Linked DNA regions of Homo sapiens: region 2 is linked to region 1. Evidence: read pairs that join two places in POLR2A ChIA-PET (ENCODE). Cell type or tissue: Caco-2. All regions are shown on one strand. Each heading gives the region's core, and the rest is flanking DNA. Links, peaks and the distances in the headings are about the cores only.

Region 1 (10,817 bases), core at 20-2,519:
CACAACCGTTCACAGGGGCTTTCTGCCAGTTTTTGGAGGCACCAGCTCAGGGGCTTTGCATGAGCCGTTCCCTCTCCTTAGAACCTTACTCATGTAATCTCAAAGCTGACTGTATCTTATTATTTTGGCTTAATTCACACACATCACTCTATCAAAAAGGCCTTTCTTAATGCCTGCTGCAACTCAGTTCCCCACCTCTTTGCTAGCAAGCCACACTGTTTTGTTTTCTTTACATCATTTACCGCTATTTTAGATGATTTATTTATTTGTCCACTTGTATTATCTGTCTCTCCCTCCTTAGTCCCACCTCTCCGACTTGAATATCAGATCCAGGAGGGCAGGGATGTTGTCTGGCTTGTGGCTATGTCCCTAGTGACTAGAACAGTGCCTTGCATATAACAGGTGCTCAATACATGTTTTTGTTTTTGAGACGGGGTCTCACTCTGTCAGCCAGGCTGGAGTGCAGTGGCACGGTCATAGCTCACTGCAGCTTCAACCTTTTGGATTCAAGCAATAATCCTGCCTCAGTCTCCTGAGTAGCTGGGACTACAGTCTCACACTACCATTCCCAGCCAATTAAATTTTTTTTCTTTTTGTAGAAATAGAGTTTCACTATATTACCCAGGCTGGTCTCAAACTTCTGGGCTCAAGTGATCCTCCTGCCTCAGCCTCCCAGAGTGCTGGGATTACAGGCATGAACCACCTAGCCAGCCTACATGTTTTCTTTTTAGTGAATAAATGAATGAAGAGCAAGTGAGTGAAATGGGAGTGTTCAGACTTGAACTCAGATCTTTCTGACTTAGAAGCTCATGCTTTTCCCTCCCAGAGAGGTTCAGGTTCCACCCAGGGGCTAAGGTTCACCCATAAGTCTCTAATAATAGTCATTATCAGGTGACACAGTTATTTCTTTATTAGCATTTGCTAAAGTGCCTTTTTTATAGTTGGTCTGAAGGCCTCTGCTGGAGTGATTAGCTAGGTCAGGAGACCACTGTAGGAAAAAGTAAATATTTACGATGCAGTTAATAACCATTATGTTGTAAGGTTTCTGGGGTTTCTACCCAGCCAGTACTCTCTTGTATCCAGGTAACAGCACCTGGAGTTCTCTTTTGGAAACCAGCCTCCTCATGGCTCCAGGGAGGTGAGGGGCCCAGGACTGGCCAATCAGAGCACTTCATCCCCTGACAACAGTGATTTTTGGAGACCTGGGCGTGGCACTCAGAACAGGCCAAGGAGAAGCAATCTCTTACGGATTTTATTGGAACTCTGGGGAATAAAGCAATTTTTCTTTTTTCTGTTTTTAAATTTTTATTTATTTATTTAAAGACAGAGTCTTGCTGTGTTGCTCAAGCTGGAGTGCAGTGGTGTGATCTCTGCTCGCTGCAACTTCCACCTCTGGGGTTTAAGAGATTCTCATGCCTCAGCCTCCGGATTAGCTGGGATTACAGGCATGTGCCACCATGCCCAGCTAATTTTTTCATATTTTTAGTAGAGACAGTCTTTCACTATGTTGCCCAGGCTGGTCTTGAACTCCTGGCCTCCAGTGACCCACCTGCCTCGGCCTCCCAAAGTGGTGGGATTATAGGCGTGAGACACCGCACCCAGCCTAAAAGCATTTTTTCTTGCTTCCGGGTTTGCTGAGCTGAAGAGATCTCAGTGTGCAGCTGCTGGGGGCCATCTTTCTATCATGAGTAGAGAGATTGCCTAAAAACGAGGCCAACACATGTGAAAGCATAGTCAATGCACAGAAAGAGAGATTTCTAATGGCATCATTTAAACACCTAGATTCAGCTGTGCCTGATGTCCATACTGATCCTTCAGCTTGTGTGCTATGCTGGTCTGTGTATTCTCATTGTTTCCCCTGAAGTCAGTTTGTTTTGGGATTCAGTTACTTTAAATCCCAAAAGAACTTTGATTGAGGTCGGGCACGGTGGCTCACACCTGTAATCCCAGCACTTTGGGAGGCCGAGGCAGGCGGATCACTTGAGGTCAGGAGTTCTGGACCAGACTGACCAACATGGAGAAACCCTGTCTCTACTAAAAATAGAAAATTAGCTGGGCGTGGTGGTGCATGCCAGCTACTCGGGAGGCTGAGGCAGGAGAACCTCTTGAACCCAGGAGGCAGAGGTTGTGCTGAGCCAAGATCACGCCATTGCACTCCAGCCTGGGAAACAGGAGTGAAACTCGGTCTCAAAAAAAAAAAAAGAAAAGAAAGAACTTTAATGGAAAGGAAAGATGAAAAACAGAGCTTTGAAAGGATCTGACTCTCAATCTAGCTGAGACTCAGGCTGGATAAGGGAAGACTCTGGGGAAGAGACGGTGAAGCGGACCCCTGCAGGACGAGGAGAACTTAGCAGGTCACTGTTTCTGAGGACTGCAGAACTCCATGTAAACCTCTGCATTAAGAGATGACCAAGGCCAGGTGTGGTGGCTCATGCCTGTAATCCCAGCACTTAGGGAGGCTGAGGTGGGAGGATTGCTTGAGGCCAGGTGTTTGAGACCAGCCTGGGAAACATAATGAGACCCCCATTTCTACAAAAAAATAAAAAAATTAGCTGGGCATGGTGGCATGCATGTGCCTGTAGTCTTAGCTACTTGGGAGGCTGAGGTGGGAGAATTGCTTGCGCTCAGGAGTTCGAGGCTGCAGTGAATTATTATTGAGCCACTGTACTCCAGCCTGGGCAGCAGAGCAAGGCTCTGTCTCAAAAAAAAAAAAAAAAAAAAAAAAAGAGAAAAAGAAAAGAAAGAAAGAGATGATCAAAGTTTAGCAGGGCATCTAGCAGCATAAGGTCGTGTTCTTAGGATGACTCCAGCCCCCAGTTAAAATACCACCCGAGAAAGCTCTACCTTGCCAGGAGAATTTACTGTCTGACCTAGCCAATATCTGGCAATATACCCCTAATTTCCCTTTTCAGAGCATTTACTAAGAAGGGCCTACAATTATGACTCCTTCCTTTTTCAGACATGGGTGTATATGTATCTATATCCTACAACTCAGGGGTGTTTCTAGAGGATCTGAAAGCCATTCCTTTGAAATAGAATTGTCAGAAGGAGAGGACCTCCATCTCCCAGTCTCTGCGGGAGGATAGAATTCTAACTATGACAATTGCCAGCTAGCAGACACAGCTGGCTGAATCCCATTGACACTGTACAATTTTTTTTTTTTAGATGGTGTCTTGCTCTGTTGCCCAAGCTGGAGTGCAGTGGCATGATCTCGGCTCATTGCAACCTCTGCCTTCCGGGTTCAAGCGATTCTCCTTCCTCAGCCTCCTGAGTAGTTGGGATTACAGGTGCACACCACCACGCCCAGCTAGTTTTTGTGTTTTTAGTAGACACGGGATTTCGCCATGTTGGCCAGGCTGGTCTCGAACTTCTAACCTCAGGTGATTCACCTGCCTTGGCCTCTGAAAGTGCTGGGATTACAGGCATGAGCCAGCCAACTTTTTATGATTTTTACTTGCAGTGCCCTTCTCTCGCCATCCCTCATTCTGCCTTCTAGACACCCAGCCACCTCTGCAGGAATCTGAACGGAGCTCAGCTCTTTCCCCTACTGCCAGTGGTTACTGAATAAGATCCTTTTCACAGCTTTAACTGATGTCCCGCTTTGTTTATTGTGAACATTTCTCAAACCTCAGTGTTTCTCATACCACATTCGTAATTCTTTCCATATGCACACATCACCTACACTTTTCTTTTTCTTTTTTTTTGAGACAGGGTTTCCTTCTGTAGCCCAGGCTGGAGTGCGGTGGTGTGACCACAGCTCACTGCAGCCTTGACCTCTTGGCTCAAGTGATCTTCCTGCCTCATCCCCCCGAGTAGCTAGGACTACAGCACACACCACCATGACCGACTAATTAAAAAAATTTTTTTGTAGAGTTGGGATCTTCCTATGTTGCCCAGGCTGGTCTCAAACTCCTGGGCACAAGTGATCCTCCTGCTTTGGCTTCCCAAAGTGCCGGGATTACAGGCCTGAGCCTCTGCACTTGGCTACCCTTTTTTTTTTCTTTTGAGACAGAGTCTCGCTCTATCACCCAGGCTGGAGTGCAATGGTGTGATCTCAACTCATTGCAACCTCTGCCTCCTGGGTTCCAGCGATTCTCCTGCCTCAGCCTCCCAAGTAGCTGGGATGACAGTCGCCCACAACCATGTCCAGCTAATTTTTGTATTTTTAGTAGAGACAGTGTTTCAGCATGTTGGCCAGGCCGGTCTTGAACTCCTGATCTCAAGTGATCCACCTGCCTCGGCCTCCCGAAGTGCTGGGATTACAGGCGTGAGCCACTGTGCCTGGCCTCCGGCTACACTTTTCTTTACTCAACATTTTTCTTTAAAATGACTCATCTAAAATAAGTTCACTCATTTTTTTAAACAATAACACCCACGAAATTATATATGAATATGCTAATTATATTTAAATGTAGATGACAGTAACAAAATGAAAATAAAACATATCTGTCCACATACCATGTGGAATTTTTTTGTGTGTCACTGAAAGAGCAGGAGCCCATATGGAGGAAATAGTCATGACAATTGCTAGTATTTATGGAGAACTTGGCTCTGAGCCCAGTCCTACTCTTTGCATAGATTAGCATTACATATATTCGTTTATGTAACTTCACACTTTACATCGTTTAGCTCTTTTATCCTTTCAACAACGCTGTGAGGCAGGTGCTGCCGTTCTCCTATTGCAGAAAAGGAAACTGAGGCTCAGAGAGGTTAAGTGACTTATCCAGGCCACGAAGCTGCTGAATAACTGGGCAGAACCAGGTATCAGGCTCTGGAGGCTGTGTTCTTAAGTGCAACAACCTTTTAAAGTCATTTGGGTCTCCTAACATCCCTAGCTGGTAGAAATTGCTTCCATTTTTTTACATGAGGAAACAGAGATTCATGGAGGTTAAATAAATTGTCCAAGTTCACGCTCAAGTAAGTGGCAAAATCAGGATTTGGACTTAGGGATTTGGACCTGGGATCCTGAGTTTGGCTCTGTGATAGGTGAAGAGAGGTCGGTGTTGGGTGAGAGTGTGGGGCTGTGGGGAAGTGCATTCCAGGTTGAAGGAACAAACAGGTTGAACTTGCCCTTCCATCCTGGAACCACTTTGAATCTGTTAGGAATAACGTTTAAAATTTTAAGGAAATTGAACACTTGAACAAAGGATTTTTAGCAAAGCAATTTTATTTTTGTGCAGAGGGGTGGGTGTCTCTTTGGCCAGTTGCCATGAGAGCATACCTGAGCAAAGGGGCACGAGAGTCTATTTTTCATGCAAGTCTTGCTCTTTTACCCTTTCCCCATTGGCTGGGGTTGGGTCGTACAATTTAAACTAATTTTGGTTGGCTAAACGTTTGGTTTTTTTTTAGATAAGGTGGGCACGTAAAAGAAAGTGGAGAGGAAAGGGGAAGGGGTGTTTGTAATGAGTTAGAAAGTTAGTTTTTTTTTTAAATAAGGAAAGGAATGTGAGTTGGTATTGATAATGCTTGGTACTGTGGCATGTCTGGGCATTTAACAAAGGCAAAAAATAAAAGGGGGTTACTATAAATTAAAAAATAAAAGATTGATTGGGTTATTTAAAAAAAAAAAAACCTCATCATATTCCACAAATCCATGTGCCCAGCTTCAAACAGACCTTGAGCAATCTCTGGAAATCTGTTTATTTCTCGTTGGTCAGTTCCTGGTTCCAATTTTCTCAGCAGCCATTCCAGCCTTCACTGCCATATACAAAGCCTAGATCACTCATAATTATACCCAAGAACCAGCTCAGCTTCCTCTGGTTAAATTTCACTCACTGGGTCTGAACACATTTTATTTCCTGCCCCCACCCATAAACTTGTGAGCCAGTCTCACTTCCTTCCTCCCATTCTCAGACAATGAATTTACTGACATTCAAGGTCAAGACCTGTTCTCCCGGCTCCTTGAGTCCCTGTACCATCAGTCATCATTTCTCCTGCCCTGTGTGAGGGAATCCTACATTTCTCACATCTCTATGAGAAGGACATGTCACCGACCTGAACTGGGTCTGTTTGCCTGCACACAATGGAAAGCCACACACCAAAGCCTTGGGAATTTTTTTTTTTTTTTTTTTTTTTTTGATGGAGTCTCACTCTGTCGCCCAGGCTGGAGTGCAATGGCGCGATCTCGGCTCACTGAAAGCTCCGCCTCCCGGGTTCACGCCATTCTCCTGCCTCAGCCTCCCAAGTAGCTGGGACTACAGGTGCCCGCCACCACGCCCAGGTAATTTTTTGTATTTGTAGTAGAGATGGTGTTTCACCGTGTTAGCCAGGATGGTGTCGATCTCCTGACCTCGTGATCTGCTCACCTCAGCCTCCCAAAGTGCTGGGATTACAGGCGTGAGCCACCGCGCCCAGCCAACCTTGGGATTTTGTAGACAGAAAAGTGTATTGCAAGGCTGTCAAGCAAGGAGATAGGAGTCAGGCTCAAATATATCTCCCTGAGCTAGGGGTTGGGACAGGTTTTATAGTCCCAAGGGTAATGAGGCATGATCTGATTGGATCTTGCCTTATTGTGAACATTTCCCAAACCTCAGTGTTTCTCGTACTACATTTGTAATTATTTGCAGGGAGGCATGATCTGATTGGATCTTGTAATGAGGTGATGTGGGGAGGCATGATTTGATTGGACCGTGCCCTGGGGTGATGCCAGGGCTCAATGTGATTGGATCCTGGATCCCGCCATGCAGTGTCCACTTCTTAATTCAATCCTCACTTCCCAGTCTGAGTACTTGGGTTTCAGTCAAGGTTGCACGTTTGGTTCACCTGGGCATGCTTAGGTTATGGACCTTCAACCTGGGAGTCCGTGGCAACTGAAAAACAACTTACAGCTTTGTTACATAAAAGTTGAATCAGATTGGTCTGGTGTGGTTACAAATGCCCCTATATTTCCCAGTCGAAGGCATCCCCTGCCCCTCCTAGAGGTTTTGGAAATCTCTTCCTACAATTTGATTTTGTGTGTGTGTGTGGAGATGGGATCTCATTTTGTTGCTCAGGCTGGTTTTGAACTCAGGGCCTCAAGTAATCCTCCCACCTCAGCCTCCCAAAGCACCGGGATTATAGGCATGAGCCACTGTGCCCAGCCCATCTTCCTACAGTTTGGTTGTCACAATGCCTGAGGATGAAACAGTAGTGACATTTATTGGGCAAAACCTCCTGCAATAATAGGTGGGACTGTCCCATACAACAGAAACTTGTCTCAGCTAAAATATTAATACTGCCCCAGTTAGAAATCTGAAGTTGGAATAAAACTTTTGGCTTTTGTCCCCTGCTATGAGTTTGATGAGTCTGGGAGAAGAAAATGAGCTTACTTGGCTCAGATCCTCTCCTCCCATTTTTGGATTTACCTGTCTCCAGAACGACTACAGTTTGGTCTGCTTCCTCCTACTATGTGATAATGTACCTGCCTTAGCAGAGGAAGCAACTATTGGGGTTGTAAATATATATGGCAGAGAAGCTAGTGGTGCCTCCCCAATCTACGAGTCCTTTCATAGTTAGAGGAGTTTAAGTTTGGCCAATGGTTGCCTGGAATAAAGACTAAATTTCCCAGCCTTCCTTGCAGCAGCTGTAGTCACGTGAGCATGTTCTGGTGAATGGTATGTGAACAGAAGAGTTGTGTGCCATTTCTGGGTCATGCCCTTCAATAAAGTTCTCCCTTTCTTGTTTTCCCTACCTTCAGGTGGAAGTGGGGACATGCTGGGGGATCTGGGAACAAGTGTGCGACACGCTAGGGGCCCTGGGAACAAGCGTGTCGATGAAAACCCTCTAAAATATATACATTTTTTGAGACAGAGTCTTGCTCTGTCACCCAGGCTGGACTGTAGTGGCACAATCTTGGATCACTGCAACCTCCGCCTCCTAGGTTCAAGCAATTCTCGTGCCTCAGCTTCCCGAGTAGCTGGGATTGCAGGGGTGTACCACAACGCCCAGCTAAGTTTTTTGTATTTTTAGTAGAGACAGGGTTTCACCATGTTGGCCAGTCTGGTCTCGAACTCCTGACCTCAGGTGATCTGCCCACCTTGGCCTCCCAAAGTGCTGGGATTACAGGCATGAGCCACTGTGCCTGGCCCTGTAAAATATTTTAAGAGATTTATTCTGAGCTAAATATGAGTGACCATAGCCCATGACACAGCCCTCAGGTGACCCTGAAAACATATGGCCAAGATGTTTGGGGTGTAGCTTTGTTTTATACATTTTAGGGAGACACGAGACATCAATCAAAACATTTAAGATATACATCGGTTCAGTCCAGAAAGGTGGGATAACTGAAAGTGGTGGGGGAGGGGCTTCCATATAGGTCGATTGAAAAATTTTTCTATTGGCAATTGGTTGAAAGAGTTATTATCAATAGAAAGGACTGTCTGAGTTATGATAAGAGGTTGTGGAGACCAGAGTTTTATGATGCAAATGAAGCCTCCAGGTAGCAGCCTTCAGAGAGAATGGATTGTAAATGTTTCTTATCAGACTTCAGGTCTGTGTCGATGTTAAATGCTGGTCTGTTTTTCCTGAACTCCAAAAGGGATGCGGCCATAATGAAGCACTCATACAGGAGCTAGAAAGAAATTGTTTAGGCAGATAGTAAGGGCAACAGAGTCTGTGGTGGAATTTCCCTTTTAACAAAAAGCCGCCCCAAAGTCACGTCTTTTATACAAAGAGCATCCTGAAAAACTGAGCTGTAAACATAGATAACCAAAGTAGTGGCTCGCTTGGGTGAATGCCGGCAGCTGTGCCAATAGAATAGGGCTACCTGGAGGCCAGGTATGTTCAACATGGAGGCTTTATCCTCCCTTTTCTTTGTCACCACATGTACAGTAAAAAAAAAGCAGGCAACATGGCACAGGCCAGGTAGACAGCCCATCTGCATAATAAAAGATTGGGGTGGGGTGGCCAGCTTTTTCAGGAGCTATGCAAAAGGCACACCTAACCCTAACCAGCTCTTTGCATGCTATACAAATGGCACACCTGGTTCGACCAATATTTTGTGCCCTATGTAAATCAGACACTGCCTTTTCAAACTCATCTATAAAACCTCCTGCACTTCACCATGGACCGGAAAACCCTCTTGGGACCCCCCTCTCTCTGCAGAAGACAGCAAAATTTTCTCTTTATTTCACCTATTAAACCTCTGCTCCTAACCTCACTCCTTGTGGGTCCACATCCTTGATTTCATTGGCTTGAGGCAACGAATCTCGGGTATTACCCAAGACGAACAACCCTGCTTCAGCACATCCAACCCCAACCCCCATCCCACCCGTCATGGGCTGAACCAGTCTTTCAGGTTAAATTTGGAGTGGCCTGGCCAAGGAGGGAGTCCGTTCAGATGGTTTAGGTGTGTGGTAGGTGGCGGCTTTGAGTTGTATTTTTGGTTTACAAGCTCAGCATCATAGGGATAGCAGAGAACAAGATGGAAGAGCACAGACTCATGATACCCTCACAAAGCAGAACTGCATACCAGCTAGGACTGTTACAGGAGAGAGAAATTCATTTCTATGGAATTTAAGCCATTGCTATTTTTAATCTATCACCAGCATCCAAACTTACATCCTATGTTGATATTTAGATTGGAGGCGACAGGAAGCAAAGGAGGTGATGACAAACCCATTGGGCTACACAGCTTGGCCACATTCCCTGATATTGCGTATTGCTTAGGAAATACTGATGACATGCTGATCTGTCTCTCTCTCTCAGTTGGTTCTGACTTCTGGCCAGGACTAAGGATGTCATTTGTTGATGAAAAAAGCTAAACTCTAAAATATTTGAAAATATTTATTCTTAGCCAAATGTGAGGACCATGACCTATGACACAGCTTCAGGAAATCCTGAGAATGTGTGCCCCAGATGGTTGGATTACAGCTTGATTTTGTACATTTTAGGGGGACAGAAGTTACAGGCAGACATCAGTCAGTACACGTAAGGTATACGCTGATTCAGCCCAGAAAGGTGGGACAACTTGAAGTGGGGCAGAGGGGTTACAGGTCATAAATGGATTCAAAGATTTTCTGATTGGCAATTGGTTGAAAGAGTTAAGTTATCATCTCAAGACCTGGAATCAATAGAAAGGAATGTCTGGGATAAGATAAGTTGTTGTGGAGACTAAGGTTCTTTTTTTTTTTTTTTTTTTTTTTGAGACAGAGTCTTGCTCTGTTGCCCAGGCTGGAGTGCAGTGGCGTGATTGCGATCTCGGCTCACTGCAACCTCTGCCTCCCAGGTTCAAGCAATTCTCCTGCCTCAGCCTCTTGAGTAGCTGGGATTACAGGCACCCGCCACCAATGTCTGGCTAATTTTTTATATTTTTAGTAGAGATGGGGTTTTGCCATTTTGGCCAGGCTGGTCTCGAACTCCTGACCTCAAGTGATCTGCCTGCCTTGGCCTCCAAAAGTGTTGGGATTACAAACGTAAGCCACCACACCCGTTTAGATTTTTTTTGAGATACCACTGAAACAGTGTCATTGCCTGGGGTAAATACCCGAGATTCGCTGTCTCACAGCCACAGAAAACTAGGACATGGACCACCAGAGTAAGATTAAGAGGGGAAGTTTAATAGGTGAAAGAAAGAGAAGAGCTCTCTGCACAGAGAGGGGTTCTGGAGAAAATAGGTTGCCACTTTGGCAGTGAAATGCAGAAGGTTTTATAGATGAGATTGAGGAGGCTGTGTCTGATTTACATAGGACACGAAAGATTGGTCGGACCAGGTGTGCCATTTGCATAGCACATGATGAACTGGTTAGGACTAAGTGTGCCGTTTGCATAGCGCGCAAAGAAGCTGGCTGCCCCACCCAGCTTCATTATGCAGATGGGTTGTCTACCTGGCCAGTGCCATG
Region 2 (10,817 bases), core at 8,318-10,817, 51 kb before region 1:
TGAGATCAGGGGTGTTGCCAGGGACCATGGCATGCTCCTCTCTAGATACAGATCTTCAGCGGGGAGCAAGGACTCTGAGTGCTGCTCATTGGAAACAATGCTGGGATTGATTAGTGATGTCTGCCCTGGGTGCAGGAGTGGGAACACAGGCATGGTTACCACAGATTTGCCATCCTGTTGATCCAGAGGTTTTTCTACCTTGAGATGCTGTGTGGCCTGCTTCTAAACACATGGACTCTCTGAATTCATTCATTCATTCATTTATTCAACCAATACTTATAGGCATATGTAATATATAAGCTATAATACCAACTATATGTAATACATCTAAACTTCCTTCAATTTCTAGACACTGGAGATATAGCAGGGAACCAAACATACATAAATTCCTGCCTTCATGGTCCTAACATTATAGAAAATTCCATAGATAAAATGGCAATGAGGCTGTGATTCTGTTGCCCCTCCCCCATCTTATTCTAATTTCATCCTCTCAGGTAATCTTTCCCTACTTCTAAGAGGAAACTTCAATCTCTGGGCTGAGTCCCCATTTCTCCCCTTGGCCTTTAGGGTCTATTTCCTCCTTACCTGAGAGCAGGAGGCTCTTTGAGAAGCAGCCCTGGGTCCCCATGGGAATCTCCATCTTGGCGTCTTGTGGAAATGCCAAGGGGCCACGAGCTGGACACTAAGGGGGCCAGAGGGGTGGGCCCTGGCTGTCTGAAGTAGGCCAGCTCAGTGGGGATCCCAGGGGTGCCTTAGAGACACCGCTGGGGCTGGCCCAGCCCCAGCATGCCCTGTCCATGGGCTCTGGAGGCTCCACCTATACTCCCTGGGATGGGAGCACAGACAGAGGTTGAACCAGTTTTTCAGGGTGACTGGGGAACTTCCCAGGACTCCTCCCCTGACCCTCTTCAACCTCTTTTTCTCACTCAGCGTGACTACAACAGCAGTCACTGTAGCAATAGTCATAACAGCCTCTGTTTGAACAATTCCCCTGGGTTTGTTCAAACACACACTGCCTCATTCAGCAGCCACCATAAATAACTGTTCCCATTGCACAGATGTGGAAACAGAGGCCCAGGAAAAGAGGCAAGTCTGCCAATAGACAGAGGTGGGATTTCACCTGTGGCTGACTCACTTGAAGGCTCTGAGGCAGGCTGGGTGCGGTGGCTCACGCCTGTAATCCCAGCATTTTGGGAGGCCAAGGTGGGTAGATCACGAGGTGAGGAATTTGAGACCAGCCTGGCCAACATGGTGAAACCCTGTCTCTACTAAAAATACAAAAGTTAGTCAGGCGTGGTGGTGGGCACCTGTAATCCCAGCAACTGGAGAGGCTGAGGCAGGAGAATCACTTGAACTTGGGAGGCAGGGGTTGCAGGGAGCCGAGATCGCGCCACTGCATTCCAGCCTGGGTGACAGAGCGAGACTTCGTCTCAAAAAAAAAAAAAAGCTCTTAGCCTCGTGTTTTTCTTTTTTTTTCTTTTGAGATGGAGTTTCGCTCTTGTTGCCCAGGCTGGAGTGCAATGGCGCAATCTCAGTTCACCGCAACCTCTGCCACCTGGGTTCAAGCGATCCTCCCACCTCAGGGAGTAGCTGGAAATGCAGGCATGCGCCACCACGCCCGGCTACTTTTGTAGTTTTAGTAGAGACAGGGTTTCTCCATGTTGGTCAGGCTGGTCTTGAACTCCTGACCTCAGGTGATCTGCCCACCTTGGCCTCCCAAAGTGCTGGGATTACAGGTGTGAGCCACCGCGCTCAGCCTGTTTTTTTTTTTTTTTTTTTTTTTTTTTTTTCTTGAGACAGGGTCTTGCTCTGTCTTTCCATTCATGAACATTGGTTGTCTTACCATTTAAATATGTCACCTATAATTGCAAGAATATTTTGTAGTTTTTGGATTGGTTTCTTTTTTAGATGCTGTGTCACCCAGGCTGGAGTACAGTGGCACAATCTCAGTTTACTGCAACCTCCGCCTCCCAGGTTCAAGTGATTCTTCTGCCTCAGCCTTCTGAGTAGCTGGGATTACAGGCATGCGTCACCATGCCTGGCTAATTTTTGTATTTTTAGTAGAGATGGGGTTTTGCCATGTTGGCCAGGCTGGTCTCAAACTCCTGACCTCAGATGATCCTCCTGCCTCGGCCTCCCAAAGTACTAGGAGTATAGGCATGAGCCACTGCACCCAGCCCCAGAGTGTATGTTTTGTACTTTTTTGGATCATGTTTATTCCAAGTGTGTTATTCTTTTTTTTTTTTTTTAAGACAGGGTCTCGCTCTGTTGCCCAGGCTGGAGTATAGTTGCATGATCATTGCTCACTGCAGCCTCCAACTCCTGGGCTCAAGCAATCCTCCCGTCTCAGCCTCCTGAGTAGCTGGGACCACAGTTGTGTGCTACCATCCCTGGTCAATTTTTATATGTTTTGTAGAGATGGGATCTCACTATGTTGCCCCAGGCTGGTGTTGAACTCCTGGGCTCAAGTGATCCTCCCACCTTAGCCTCCCAAAGTACTGGGATTACAGATGTGACTCACCATACCTGGCTTAGCCTAGTTTTTAAAAAGCATCCTCCATTCATTCCAGCACACATTCCCAGTGCCCAGTTGTGTGTGCTGGGTGATGTTGGTGACACAGTGATGATTGAGACCACCTCTGCTCTGCCCTCTGTCCACAGTAGGGCACACAATCCTGTAGGGTTTGGGGGGGCAGACCCCTCTCACACAATTATGATCCAGAGTGATCAGGGCTGGGATGGAGGAGCCCAGGAGTCTGGGAGAGCCCAAGGAGACACACCTCATTCAACCTGACGGCTAGGGAGGGCTTCCTGGGGGAGGGGGCATCTGAGCTGAGACCTGGAGTAAGAGTAGAAATGAGGCAGATGATGGGGTGAGGCAGCATGAGGTGCACCAGGCAGCATAAATAGCAATGCAAGGATGTGGAGGCTGAGATAGTCATCAAGGTGTATTGAGGAGGTTGCAATATCTTGGGTGAGTGGAGCCAGGAAGGAGGGTGTGGGGCCTGTGTGTGTGAGGCTGGGAGGTAGGAGAGATCAAATGTGCTCTGTTGGTTGGATCAACAGAGCTTGGATAATGGAGGGTCTAGTGTTATGCTGTTTAATATCATAGCTATTAGTCATATGTGGCTATTTAAATATAAATTTAGGGAGGCACAGGTGACCCACACTTGTAATCCTACCCCTCTGAGAGGCTGAGGTGGGAAGATTGCTTGAGCCTAGGAATTGGAGACCAGGCTGGGCAACATAGTAGGACCCCAACTTTACACAAAACAAATTTAAAAAATTAGGTAGGCTTGGTGGCTTTCAACTATAGTTCCAGTTACTCAGAAGGCTGAGGCAGGAGGATTGTTGAACCTGGGAGGTCAAGGCTGCAGTGAACTTTGATCATGACACTGCACTCCAGCCTGGGTGACAGAGTGAGACCATGTCTCAAAAAAATATACTGAATAGGCCAGGCGTGGTGGCTCATGCCTGTAGTCCTAGCACTTTGGGAGGCAGAGGCAGGCAGATCACTTGAGGTCAGGAGTTCAAGACCAGCCCGGGCAACATGATGAAACCCTGTCTCTACTAAAAATGCAAACATTAGCTGGCCGTGGTGGCGCATGCCTGTAATCCCAGCTACTCGGGAGGCTGAGGCAGGAGAATCACTTGAACCTGGGAGGTGGAGGTTATAGTGAGCCAAGATTGTGCCACTGCACTCCGGCCTGGGCAACAGAGCAAGACTCCATCTCCAAAAAAAAAAACTGAATATATATATATTATTTTATATATAATATATATTATATATAATTATATATTATATTATATATATTATATTATATTATATTATATATTATATTTATATATACATATTATAATATATAATATAATATATAATATATTATAATATATAATATATGTATATAATTATATAATTATATACATATATAATATGTGTATATAATTATATAATTATATACATATATAATATGTGTATATAATTATATAATTATATACATATATAATATGTATATAATTATATAATTATATACATATATTATATATTTATATTATAACTAATATATAATATATATAATATATATAATATATATATTATATTATATATATTATATATTATAAAATATATATAATAATATATAAATATATTATATATATAATATATAAACATATTATATAAATATATTATATATATAATATATAAACATATTATATAAATATATTATATATATTATAAACATATTATATAAATATAATAATATATAAACATATTATATAAATATAATAATATATAAACATATTATATAAATATAATAATATATAAACATATTATATAAATATAATATATAAATATTATATAAATATATATATAATATATAAAATATATTATATATAATATACTATATAATATAGCATATAAATATATATAATATATTATATAAAAATATATAACATATTATATAAAATATTATATAAATATATAATATATAAATATATTTATATATTATATATTTATATATACATAAACATATAAATATATAATATATACTATATAAATAATATAAATCTATATAAATATATACTATATTTATAATATAGTATATATTTATATAGATTTATATAATTTATATATATTTTATATATTATATATAATTTATATATATTTTATATATTATATATAATTTATATATATTTATATATTATATATAATTTATATATATTGTATATATTATATATAAAATATATAATTTATATATAATATATAAATTATATAATTTATATATATTTATATATTATATATAAATATATATAATTTATATAATTTATATATTATATATATAAATATATAATTTATATATATTTATATAATATATATTATATATTTATATATATAATATATATTTATATTTATATATCTATATAATATATATTATATATTTATATATTTATAAATATATAATATATATTTATATATAAAAATATATACATATATAATTTATATATATATTACATATACATATAAAATATATGTAAAATGTATGTGTATGAATATGTATATATAAATGTATATATGTGTATATATATTCAAAGTAACTAAAATTAAATGCATTAAAAAATGCAGTTCCTCAAACTAGCCACCTTCAAGTGCTCACTAGCCTCAAGTGATCAGTGGCTACTCCATTGGACAGCACAGATGGAGAACGTTTTCATCATCATCTCAGAAACTTCTATTGGGGAGTGAGAGCTGACCTAGGGATCTGAGGCAGGCGGTGCCAGGCATTTCTACCCAGTGAGGTCCATCAGGAAGAGACAGCTAGGTCGGGGTGTGGTGTATCCATAGCACTTTGTGTGTGTCTGAGTGTTCCGGACACACGTCTTCAGCTTGTTGGGGGTGATGGTATCTTCTAGAGGCCCCAGGTTGAGGCAAATCAGGAATCTTGACGTTGAACTGCCTTGAATGATGGAGTGGCCCAGCTATACACTGAATGGCTGTAGAGTCCAGGGCAGCTCTGCTGTGAGCTGGTGAGTCTGGCTGAAAACTTGGTTCTACCACCATATGGCTGGGGTATTTTGTGGCACACGACTTCACCTCTCTGGGCCTCAGCCTCCTCCCCTGGAGAATGGGGATAAGCATCACCACCTCACAGGGATGTTGGGAGAACTGTATGCAAGAGGCCCAGCCAACAAGCAACAAATGCCTGTCATTGTTATTATTATTATTGCTGTTGACCTTGTCTTTGGATTTGCCCCACCTCCCACATTGCCCCCACCCCTCGTGACCCTGCTCAAGAGAAGTGTATTTTCCCTGGAGGGATTTCCAATCCTCCACATCCTCAATGTTCCTTAATGCCTGGAAGATTTCATGCTGGGTTCGTGGGGTCAGAGTACCCTCAGAATCCACCTGACAGATTCTCACTCTGTCGCCCAAGCTGGAGTGCAGTGGCACGATCTCAGCTCACTGCAACCTCCACCTCCCAGGTTCAAGCGATTCTCTTGCCTCAGCCTCCCGAGTAGCTGGGACTATAGGCGCACGCCACCACGCCCGGCTTATTTTTGTATTTCTAGCAGAGACGAGGTTTCACCATGTTGGCCAGGCTGGTCTCGAACTCCTGATCTCAGGTGATCCAATCCACCTCGGCCTCCCAAAGTGTTGGGATTACAGGCGTGAGCCACTGTGCCCGGCCCTTCAATCCTTCCTGCAGTTTTGTAGTTTCCTTGGTCTGTCTCCGGGAGAGAAGTTGTTGCAAACCCAGCAGTTATTTCCAGGCATGGATTAAGCAAAGCCAGCTATTCTGGATTTTCCGGTGGCTGGATTCTACTCTCTCTGTCTCCTTCCCTGCCTCCCTCCATTCTTCCCTCCCTCCCTCTCTCTTTCTTCCTCTCCCTTTCAAACAATCACTTCGATTCCTTTTGCATTATTAAAAGAAGAGTCAAGGTTTATTGCAGAACTTGTAGACAGTACTTAGAATAAAATTCAAACATGTTCCAACCACCCAGACAGAGGTAGTCACTGCTGGTAACAGAGGTCTAGGAGTCCATCCTGTCCTGCAGCCTTCATCTGGGCCTCTCCCCAGCCCCAGAGGGCAGGTCCTGTTTGGTCCAGCCTTCCAGGCGGTCCCATTCTTTTGGCCAGGGATTGGTTGAGCGGTGGGCGGCGCTGGTGAATGAGACCGGAAAAGACGCTGCTGGGTGAGGTTTCTGCTGCTGGATGCGGTTTCTCGTTCCTACAAAGGCTCACCCAGGTAGGGATGGGCAGCTTCTCTGGGTCTGAGTCTGGATGTGATGCCTGGAATGCAGCAGCCATCTTGGCACCAGAGGGTGATGCCAATATGTGGAGGAAAGCAGAACAAACAGCAGAGCAGCAGAACTGGGCCTGCATGCTGTGCCCGGAGTAGAGCCAGGCAATCCAGTTTTTTTTTTTTTTTTTTTTTTTTTGGAGACAGAGTCTCACTCTTGTCACCCAGGCTGGAGTGCAGTAACTCGATCATGGTTTACTCCAGCCTCCACTTCCCGGGTTCAAGGGATTCTCCCACCTCAGCCTTCTGAGTAGCTGGGATTACAAGCATGCACCACCACACCTGGCTAATTTTTTTTGTAGAGACACGGTTTCACTATGGTCTGGTCTTGAACTCCTTACCTCAAGTGATCCACCCGCTGCAGCCTCCCAAAGTGCTGGGATTACAGGCGTGAGCCACTGCGCCCAGCCCGTAATTTTTTGTAAAAAGTTAGATTTCAGTAGCACAGACATTTTCACCCCAAGCAATCTGCAACCCAGAGGCTTCTGGGACCTCACAGCTCCTCAAGGTGAGATCGTATCAACCTGAAAAGATTCCCGACTCCCGTGCAGGAGCAATGCAGAGGGAGGGTGTGGAGTGTTTTAGCCTCCTTATGATCTCCATCATACCCTGCCCCCCGCCAAGTCTCTGATAAGGATAGTTGCGGTTTTCTTAACCTTACTATAAGTTTATACAACACCTATACCAAAATTCTGGGCCCACTCTCCATTCCTGGCTCTGTGGACTCCAAGGATGCCCCCTCCCTCCAGAAAAAGGTCATCGCCTACGTCGCTGGTGGGAACAGAACTCAGCACAACTTCTGTGAGGGTTCATTTGTCAATATCTATCACAATGACAAGAAACATACTCTTTGGCCCAGCAATTCCACCTCCAGGAGTGTGTCCTACACTCAGGTGTTAACATGAGCTAAATGACAGTGTGCATTGGCCAGGCACGGTGGCTTATGCCTATAAATCCCAGTACTTTAGGAGGCCAAGGCGGGAGGATTGTTTGGGCCCAGGAATTTGAGACCAGCCTGGGCAAGATGGCAAGATTCCTTTCTCTAAAATAAAAAAAAAAAAAAGTAAAATAAATGACAGTGTGTAAAGTTATTCACTACAACATTGTAATAGTGAAAGGCTGGAAAGGATACAAATGCCTGTCCTTAGAGGCCTCGTTAAAAAAGCCCTGTACAGCCCTCCCATGGAATATGAGGTGGGTGTAGAACAACTCAGGAGGCATTCTCTGAATTACCAGAAACTGAGCAAAAAAAGTAAGGTTCAGGGTGGGCGCGGTGGCTCACATCTGTAATCCTAGCGCTTTGGGAGGCCAAGGCAGGAGGAGCACTTGAGCCCAGGAGTTCCAGCCCAGCCTAGGCAACATAGCGAGATGCCTATCTCTACAAAAGTTAAAAAGAGATTTAGCCAGGTGGGGTGGCGCCCACCTATAGTCCCAGCTACTCGGGAGGCTGAGATGGAAGGATAGCCCGAGCCCAGCAGGTCGAGGCTGCAATGAGCCATGATCACGCCACTGCACTCCAGCCTGGGCAACAAAGTGAGACTCTTATTTCTAAAATAAATAAATAAATAAACAAATAAATAAATAAATAAAGTGCACTATTCAATGGTTTTTTGGTATAATTAATTTTCAAAAATGGTGGTTAAAAAGAGATAACAGACAATTTGCCATTTTAGCTATTTTTGAGTGTATGATTCAGTGGCATTCATTACATTCACAGTGTTGTGTAAAACTGGATATCCATGTGCAGAAGAATGGAGCTGGACCATTACACTCCAAACACAAATTAGAATGGATCCCTCATGTCTTTTTATCTTCTAATTTTGGGACGTTTATGTACTATCTAATTAAAAAAATTAGCTTAGCATGGTGAGGGGCAGCTGTGGTCACAGCTACTTGGTAGGCTGAGGTGGGAGGATTGCTTGAGCCCCGGAGTTAGAGGCTGCAATGAGCTATGATCGTGCCATTGCACTCCAGCCTGGGTGACAGGAGACACCGTCCCTTAAACATTTTTTTTGGAGAGGAAAAAAAAAAAGACAAGCTGTTCCTAAGGTGCCTGGGAATCCCAGCCCTTATGGCCCTCTTCATTTAGCGTCTTGCTTCCATGCCTCTGGTTCCATCCCACGTGGTGACAGTACACATGAAACCTGTCTGCTCCTTGATTTCCACAAAAGACCCCATTGCACACAGCCGCTGGAGGTACAATAAATAAGCTTTAATGAGATTCTGGGTGCTGGAGACAGACAAGGAGCTTACGTGCCACCAAAGCAACCAATGTTCCTTTATCTCCCCAACTCTGTGGGGTCCCACTGGCCTCCTCACCCTTGAGCCCTTTGCCCCTGCCATCCTGCTGGTTCCTATCTCTTCCCCACACTTCTCTGTTCCCGGCTCTTCCATCTCTGTCCAGAGCAAATCCTCTGTCCTGCTTATTTTCTCTTGCAGAGCAGCTCAAGCTTTGCATTCCCATTTAGCATCTTGGCCCAAGGTCTTCTCTCCCTCAACGTATTTTCCCAAACAGTTTTCTTTATAAGAGGAATTCTGCTGTCTGCCCTCAAGATCATAGACCTTTTTAACTTGTCAGTTGCACTGAGCAGCTGGGCCTCCTGGGTCTTGGGTCGCATCCATCTTGGTCCTATAGGAGCGTGTCCTGAGCAACTGCAGCGCTGCCTCCCCCTGCATCCCTTCCCCCTTGTGTTGGAAATTGCATTTGCTTCTTTTGTGGGTTATTTCCTGCCAGTCCCAGCTTGCTGGCTGCAGATGCTGGCAGAAAGTGGCTGCAGATGCTGGCAGAAAGTGGCTGCAGCTGACAACCTTCTTCAAGTTCACATCTAGTAGTTTTCTCTGCTCCTTGGACACCCCCCAGGCAGCTGCTTGCGGCCTGAATTGCAGCCTCTGGTGACCAGGGTCAGTGGCTGTTTCTTGTAACCACAGAGATCTGACGGATACAGAGATTTAGAAGCTCAAGGCCAGAGGCCAAATTTTTACCAAAATTCTCTGGTGGCCCACACCCTTCTGTGTGGTCTGCTATGCAGTAAAGGCTTAACCTTGCCCAAAGAAAGATCGGGCCCTTTATCCTCAGCTCCTGGGCATTCATCTCTAAGCCCTTGGAATATCCTGCCTGGTAGCTGATCTTGGAGTCTTGGGCCACTCTGGGTGGTTCATGCTAATGATGTGATTTATGGTGGGGGTCTTGGGCCACACGGTATTGGCTTGATGTATGAGGTCAGCCGTGTGGATGGTGAGCTGCTTAATTCAGCACTTTGGGAGGCCAAGGCAGAAGTATCACTTGGAGCCAAGAGTTCAAGACCAGCCTGGGCAACACAGGGAAACCTCGACTTTACAAATAATAAAAAGATTAGCCAGACGTGGTGGCACATACCTGTAGTCATAGCTACTCAGGAGGCTGAGGTGGGAGGATGACTTGGCGTTGAGAAGTCAAGGCTGCAATGAACTGTGATCTCACCACTGTACTCTAGTCTGCCAACAGAGCCAGACCCTGTCTCAAGACAAACAAAAAACTCTGGACACAAAGATCTCGAGTGAGCTGCTCTGGTTGGCAGTATTGGCAGTACTTCTTGCATGTTGTCACATGTTGCTGTGAGAATCAGGTGCTGCCTATATGGCTCCACTGGGAGAGGGCAGATGGAAGCCGTCGCCTCATCTGTCGTGGAACGTGTGCTGTGCACCTCCTCCCTTTGCTGATCTTAATCTCTGTCCTTTTACTGTAATAAACTGTAACTGTGAGCCTAACAGCTTTCCTGAGTCTAGTGAGTCCTTCTAGCAAATGAAAGGAGGGTGGTCTTGGAGACCTATGAACTTGCACCTGCCCCCGTCGTTTTGAGGTCTGGCACAGGGAGGGAGGCTGGTCTCTTTGGAGGGGGTCTTCATCCATTGGGGTCGGGTCCAACTCTGGAGGCCCACGTCCTTGCCAGCTCCAGTCTCTCTCCCCTCTCAGTCCCGACGCTGTCACCTTGTGCCCTCTGTCTGTGGATCCTGGGAAGAGCTGTTCTCTCTGCTCACAGC

Evidence for each region. ChIA-PET counts read pairs that join two places held together with the same protein. Peaks named below come from ENCODE experiments on the same cell type or tissue, not always from the same donor. Only the 100,000 strongest peaks of a DNase experiment are listed, where the experiment ranks them.
Region 2: POLR2A ChIA-PET joins it to region 1 with 10 read pairs; 11 of 35 experiments call an interaction of 5 or more read pairs at or near these places.

Annotation. Positions count from the first base shown.
Region 1 is chr19:44,602,206-44,613,022 of GRCh38, reverse strand. No RefSeq gene overlaps it. Among named protein-coding and RNA genes, the nearest start is that of IGSF23, 5.9 kb to the left of the region's middle. In Caco-2, for the core only: a CTCF peak has its summit at 2,305; DNase peaks (open chromatin) are centred at 1,002, 1,092 and 2,342.
Region 2 is chr19:44,661,755-44,672,571 of GRCh38, reverse strand. PVR (PVR cell adhesion molecule) reads right to left here. Exons shown (of 8, transcript NM_006505.5): 8 at 6,410-10,817. The coding sequence ends at 10,761. It overlaps CEACAM19 (CEA cell adhesion molecule 19), which reads right to left and starts at 1,090. Exons shown (of 8, transcript NM_001127893.3): 1 at 586-1,090. The coding sequence starts at 640. In Caco-2, for the core only: no CTCF peak of the experiment used is centred there; no DNase peak of the experiment used is centred there.